Regions from separate parts of the Homo sapiens genome. Here region 1 is linked to region 2. The links are chromatin contacts, found by Hi-C in ENCODE. All regions are on one chromosome and are shown on one strand. The core of a region is the stretch at or near the end of the contact, and the rest is flanking DNA. Distances in the headings are between cores, read along the strand shown.

What was found. Hi-C counts contacts between places; a loop is a spot of excess contacts on that map. Pooled maps may share reads with other maps.
Region 1: a loop to region 2 is called in a pooled map, with 5 times the contacts of the local background. The contact joins the enhancer-like site here to the promoter of EIF2B2 in region 2. A Hi-C loop is called at or near these places in 1 of 168 maps with a recorded cell type or tissue (naive thymus-derived CD4-positive, alpha-beta T cell), 1 of 37 single-sample maps with no recorded cell type and 8 of 50 pooled maps.

What each region holds. Positions count from the first base shown.
Region 1 is chr14:75,247,996-75,251,367 of GRCh38, forward strand. No RefSeq gene overlaps it. Among named protein-coding and RNA genes, the nearest start is that of FOS, 29 kb to the right of the region's middle. RefSeq lists enhancers at 1,763-1,932, 2,133-2,252. Within about 2 kb of position 1,661, at least 10 of the 41 ENCODE cell types and tissues checked have a DNase peak (open chromatin) inside an H3K27ac peak, as active enhancers do.
Region 2 is chr14:75,001,322-75,004,730 of GRCh38, forward strand. EIF2B2 (eukaryotic translation initiation factor 2B subunit beta) reads left to right here and starts at 1,600. Exons shown (of 8, transcript NM_014239.4): 1 at 1,600-1,832; 2 at 1,954-2,074; 3 at 2,230-2,378. The coding sequence starts at 1,670. RefSeq lists enhancers at 1,147-1,236, 1,278-1,958.

The DNA of each region.
Region 1 (3,372 bases), core at 411-2,910, 250 kb after region 2:
TTTCCCACGAAAGATTTAGAATATAATAACGGTGATAATAACTATGGTAGTTCTCATGTGCCAGGGACAGTGAGAGGTGCCTCACATGCCTCTAATTCTGGGGTAAACGCTCCAAGAATGATTCCCATTTTACAGATGAGGAAACTGAGGTTTGGAGGAGTTAAGATAATTTGTCCAAGTTACTTTAACTGACGGAGATGGGGTTTCATTCTTTCTTTCATTCATTAAATATTTATAGGTCGCCTATTTATTAGGCTAGACACTACAGAAAGATTGAGGGTTGAAGGCAGCTGAGCTCAGAATGAATCCCACTTGCTGAAAATAACCTCTGTGGAGAAGCCACATTTGGAATATTTATTTTGAGTTTTCTTCCTTTCTTTTTAGAGACAGGGTCTTGCTCTGTTGCATAGCAGTGATAAAATCATAGCTCACTGCAGCCCCAAACTCCTGGCCTCAAGTGATCCTCCTGCCTGTGCCTCCGCCTCCCGAAGTGCTGGGATTACAGGCATGAGCCACGGCATTCGGTTTTCTTTTATTTCTTCAGACTTTAACATTTTTATTGCATTTTATCTTTTCCCCTGGTGCTCCTCAGCAGGATCTAGACTCTTACTGAGCACAGTTCTATGCTGAGTGCTGGAAGGAATACAAAGCTGTATGAAGGCCGGGCACGGTGGCTCACACCTGTAATCCAGCCCTTTGGGAGGCCGAGGCAGGCGGATCACCTGAGGTCAGGAGTTCGAGACCAGCCTGGCCAACATGGTGAAACCATGTCTCTACTAAAAATACAAAAAAAACAAACAAACAAAAATTAGCTGGACGTGGTGGTGGGTGCCTGTAATCCCAGCTACTTGGGAGGTTGAGGCAGGAGAATCGCTTGGACCCAGGAGGTGGAGGTTGCAGTAAGCTGAGATTGTACCACTCACTCCAGCCTGGGCGACAAGAGTGAGACTCCGTCTCAAAAAAAAAAACAAAAAACAAAAAACAAAAAGCCGCATGAAAAGCTGATCCTGACTTCTGGGAGCTTGTAATTCAGTTTGGGAGACAAAGCCTATGCAATAAAACATTTAAATAATAACACAAAATAATGCATAATTAAGTGCCAAAGTAAATGGTCCAGGTGAAAAAGTTCAGAGGGATGAGAGGCTACTTTAGGCTGACACGGGTGGGGCACTGGAACAGAGGAGGCAGGTCTTTGAGGGACAGGCAGAGTAAAGAGGACATGCTCAGCTGGTATGCAGGAGAAAAGGGACAAAGCACGGCATAAACGAAAGTGTAGAAAGAGGAGGAATATGCTGATGCAGTATGATCTGGTGCATAAACTCTCAGTTTCAGCAGTTACATGGTCCTGGGTGTGAATCCAGCCTCAGCACCTTTCTACCTGAGTGGCCCTACATCAATTATTTTACTTGTATTAAGCCTCAGTTTCCTGATCTGCAAAGTGGGCATAAAGAATGAAACCATGCAAAACAAAGCAGCATCTGGCACAGGGCCAGGCCTCAGTGGCAGCTACTGCTATTATTATGATCTCTTTGCAGGGGGAACCCTTGCAGCTGTTCCACCTGAATAGTGGAGAGAGGTGTGTGGCCACGCTGAAACCTGAAACCATAACGTAAGAGCCCAAGGGAGACTGGAAACTCTACAGCCATGAACTAAAAGCAGCGTGTGTCAGCCGCAGAATCGGATAACACAACCAAACCACAAATGTGCCTGCCGCTCAGGCTTTAAAGTTCTACAGCAGAGCAGGACCCACTGTGACTTACTTTGTGTGATGGAGTCAAACCACATTTTTTTTCTTCTTTTTCTCATCAGACTTCACAGGAAATATACGTCTTTGTTCAGATTTGAGATAAGGTACCCCTTCACCTTGACTCTCCTTTGCGGCATGAACTCACCCATTAAGTTGCTCACTTTCTATCCTAGGCCCATATCATCAGCCACTTATATTTAGTAGGCATGTGGGTTTGTATTGCTCTTATGTTAGAGGTGGAATCAAAGCTTTATCTATTAAGACATGGTTTGTAGTCAGACTGAGATGACAATCTAAAAAAAGGAGGTGAGAGTCTCCCGGAGGATACAACCAAGTGGGGTGGATTCTGTTGAAGGTTGTTTATTTTGCCATCAGTAATCCCCTACAATGCTGTTGCTCAATAATTATTTTAGGTCTCATGACTTTCAACCTAACCTCTGTGCCCACAGAGAGAATCTATACTGAGGTGTTGACATGATTTCTTTGCAGCTGTTACAAATTAATAGCCTTGGCTCCCTTCGCATGTTGAACCATTAAAATTGTGAAGACAATTGGCATTAAGGTATTTCTCAAAGACCCCTCACCCAGTCTAATGGGACCTCTGTCCCGTTCCAGGAGTGCCTATTCCTAGATTTCTTTTTTATTTATTTTATTTATTTTTTGGTTTTTCCTTTTAAGCCCAAATCTCCCCATATAGGACTAACCTACGGGCCGACACGGTGGCTCACACCTGTAATCCTAGCACTTTGGGAGGCCGAGGCAGGCAAATCACCTGAGGCCAGGAGCTCGAGGCCAGCCTGGCCAACATGGCGAAACCCCATCTCTACTAAAAATACAAAAATTAGCCAGGCATGGTGGTGCACACCTGTAATCCCAGCTACTTGGAAGGCTTAGACAGGAGAATGGTTGAACCCAGGAGGTGGAGGTTGCAGTGAGCCGAGATCATGCCACTGTACTCCAGCCTGGATGACAGAGCAAGACTCCATCTCAAAAGAAAAAAAAAAGGACTAACCTAAGAATTGATGGTAGGAGGGCATGGAAGGAGGAGTACAAACAATAGCCCAGTAGGTTGTAGCTTATAGCCAGCGTTCAATAAACTTATCTCAGTATACTGAGAAGGAAGGAAGCAAATATATAATAAACCACCACCACGTTAATGCCTACTGTTTGTCAAGCATTTGCCATCCACACACCTTATCTTGTTGTCCTCCAACAACAGTATAAGGAAGGTAGTATTGGTGTGCCCATTTTGCAGAGAAGGAAACTGAGGCACAGAAAGATTAACTCGTAAGATAAATAGTTTGCAATGAGTAGCAGAGCAGGGATTTGAACCCAGGGAGTCGAGCTCCAGGGCTGGTGTTGTCAAATGCTACTAAGATATGTGTATTTTATCAGGAGGAAGCAGAGGGAGAAGAGGCACTGTAAAGAAATAGAAGGGTGTCTTGGGAGCTTAAGCTTTGGCCTATAGCACGATGCTGTCCCAGTCACAAACAGAGCCCCAGCCCAGATGGACAAGGCCACATCCTGACAAATACCCAGAAGTAAGACAGTCACAGTTTTGTACCCACTCTCTGTCCCCATCCTTTGCTGTTCTTGTGGGGCCAGCCAGGTTCCAGCTGAGTTGT
Region 2 (3,409 bases), core at 350-2,849:
GAGGTTTTGTTTTTGTTGCTGTTGACTCTGGGATTTTCTGTGTACACTATCATGTCTTCTGTGAACAGGGACAGTTTCTTTCCATTCTGTATGCTTTTTCTTTTTCTTGCCTTATTGCAAGGGCTAGGACTTCACGTATAATTTAAATAGGAGTGGTGAAAGTAGACATCCTTGCCTTGTCCTGATCTTAGGGAGAAAGCAATCTTTTACTGTGAAGTATGATTTTTAGGTGTAGGATTTTGTAGATACCCTTTATCGAGTTCAGGAAGTTCCCTTTTGTTCTAGTTTTCTGAGAGTTTGTACCATGAATATTGAATTTTGTCAAATGTTTCTTCCTGCATCAATTGACATGATCATGTGGTTTTACTTCTCAGATTGTTAATATGGCATATTACATTGATTTTTAAGTGTTTAATCAGCTTTGCATTCCAGGTTTATGTTTCACTTTGTAATTACATATTATTCTTTTTTTATGTATTGCAGGATTTGATGTGCTAATAATTTGTTGCAATTTTTGCTTCTATGTTCATGAGAGATATTAATCTGTAATTTTCTTTTCTTTGTACTACCTTTGGCTAACTTTGGTATTGACATAATCTTTTTGGAGGGCAATTTGTTAATTGTAACAAAAGTCTAAAATGTGCTCGCCTATGGATTCCACTTTGAAGAATTTATCTTAAGGAAATAGAGATTTCTATTACACACATACTTTGGGTTCAGGTAGACCTGGATTTAAGTATGAACCCAATCCTTTATTAACTGCTTAAATTCTGTGGGTCTGTTTCCCAATCTGTAAAATGGGGATAAGAGGACCTATTTCAGACCTTATTAACTGAGACAATTCACACACAGTGCCCAAGAACCAGTAAGCTTTAAGTAAATGGTAACTCTTGGTATTATGTTATACTCTCTGGCCTCTCTGTAGGAGGACAATTCTGTCCAAATCAGAGGATGTCATCTTTGCTTCTGTATTGGCTCCCACTTTGAATCTCCTTAATCTTCCTCATCTCTAATTTCGCCGTCTTCTGTTAGACGTGTTAGGCCTTGAGAATACAAAAGCAACAAAAGATATCGTCCTTGTTTTCAGAGACATGAACCTCCTAGACACAGGCGCAAACGGTACCAAGCAATGTAACAGAACAAAAGTGAGACGTCTGCCCAAGGGGCAGCCGACCCTGGACATGCATTCAGAGCGTCAGTGTCAGCTGACACTCGGGAGTGACAGCTCGGGCAGTCACCGAGCTGGGAAGACAGGAGGGAGTGCCGCAACTTCTTCAGTGTAGCCTTAAGTCGCGGTGAGGGGCGCGTAGAGACTTGCTGCTCCCATAGCAACGGGACCAGCCACCCTCTACAGGCCTGACGGGTTACTTCCGTTCACCGTCGGCTGAGCCAAGAAAGGCCGCTTCCGATCCTCCAGCCCCCGAGGCGCGGGGGCGCGCGGACGCCCGGTTATAACTGAACAACCCGAGCCCCACGTCTCTGATTGGCTCAGGCAGAGGAAGGGGGCGGGAGATCGGCAACGAAGGGCGTAGCCGGCTTCCACTCAAACTTGAGGTTTCCCCCCATCCCCTCACAGCGGAAGCCGACCTCGCCCGCCCCGGAAGTGCAAACTGTGTGGTCTGGCAGGTGTGGATTCCGCCGGTGAAGGCTGAAGGCAGCTACCTTAAAGATGCCGGGATCCGCAGCGAAGGGCTCGGAGTTGTCAGAGAGGATCGAGAGCTTCGTGGAGACCCTGAAGCGGGGTGGTGGGCCGCGCAGCTCCGAGGAAATGGCTCGGGAGACCCTAGGGTTGCTGCGCCAGATCATCACGGACCACCGCTGGAGCAACGCGGGTGAGGCCGGCCTGCCTCCGCCGGCGAACCTGGCCCCTGTCTGTTCCCGATCCCAGGGCTGAAAATTTCCCAGGCCTCACTTCGCGTTGGCTCCTCTTATCCTCTCTCTTTTGGACTGTAGGGGAGCTGATGGAGCTGATCCGCAGAGAGGGCAGGAGGATGACGGCCGCTCAGCCCTCCGAGACCACCGTGGGCAACATGGTGCGGAGAGTGCTCAAGATTATCCGGGAGGAGTATGGCAGGTCAGGCTCACGTCCTGGGCTCCTGGTTGGATCCAGTGACACTTTTTGCACGGGCCCCTCTACCTGCTCGGAGACTTTATTGGAGCTGAACAGCCCTTGTTACCTGCCTGACCACTCCTCCCCACCTCTCTCTTTGGGTCTTGTTGCCTCTATAGACTCCATGGACGCAGCGACGAGAGTGATCAGCAGGAGTCCCTGCACAAACTGTTGACATCCGGAGGCCTAAACGAGGATTTCAGCTTCCATTATGCCCAACTCCAGTCCAACATCATTGAGGCGATTAATGAGCTGCTAGTGGAGCTGGGTAAGAGGCCTGATCGCTGGGAAAATGGGACTGGTCACAGGCACATAAGGGAACAGAAGCCTCTGAAGGTTGTTCATTAGCAGAGATGGGAGATTAGCTGTCTTCTGGTTCTCAGAGGTTTGTCCTCCTTCCTGATTAGGAAATGTTGCAACAGGTGACAGGACCAAAGTAATCCTCTCTACTTTTCCTTACAGACCAACCCTTGATAGACTACAGATCTGTGGAGTGGAACAGACTCTATTAGGACAGAGTTTTATTTTCATTGTAAAGAAACAAAATGAACTCCCTAGAGAGCCAAGGTCGATAGACCTCCTTCACTATCTGAATTTTTATACACACGTACACGTATACCATTTCTATCCCCCTTGTCATTGCGGTCCAAGTGACTTGCAGATATTCATTGTAATCAGAGGATGAAGAAGCTGCTTCCAAATTGCTCCCCCATTTTTTCTTCTCTGGCCAGTCTCTCTCATGTAGAAGTGTTGTGGCCACCTTTTGGAGGAAGACTTCTTTTAGGCCGAAGCTCTCTTTACCCTATTCTCAGCACTTTAGGATTTCCCAGATTGCCATTCCTTGGCTGAATCTACTGTCTTCAAAATCAGTTGTAAGGAGCTCTGTAGTGACAGAGGTGGTTCATAGGTAGGGGTACTTCTGGAAGAGGGCAGGCAGAAAATCCCAGAGGAGTGGGGCTTTTAAGAAATTGTGACATAGCTGGGCATGGTGGCTCACACCTGTAATCCCACAACTTTGGGAGGCCAAGGTGAGTGGATTGCTTGAGACCAGGAGTTCAAAACCAGCCTGGGCAACATAGTGGGACCCTGTCTCTATTAAAAAAAAAGAAATTGTGACATTTCACTTTAAGCACATTAACCCTGTGGTACCAGGGTCTGCTAGGTGGGCAGTGCATGTGAAGGGCAGACATCTTTTTCCGTATACGCGTAATGTGTGTTTGTGATATAGCAATTTCATATATATATATATATATATATATTTTTTTTTTTTTTTTTTTTTTTTTTTTTGCAAAACCGTTC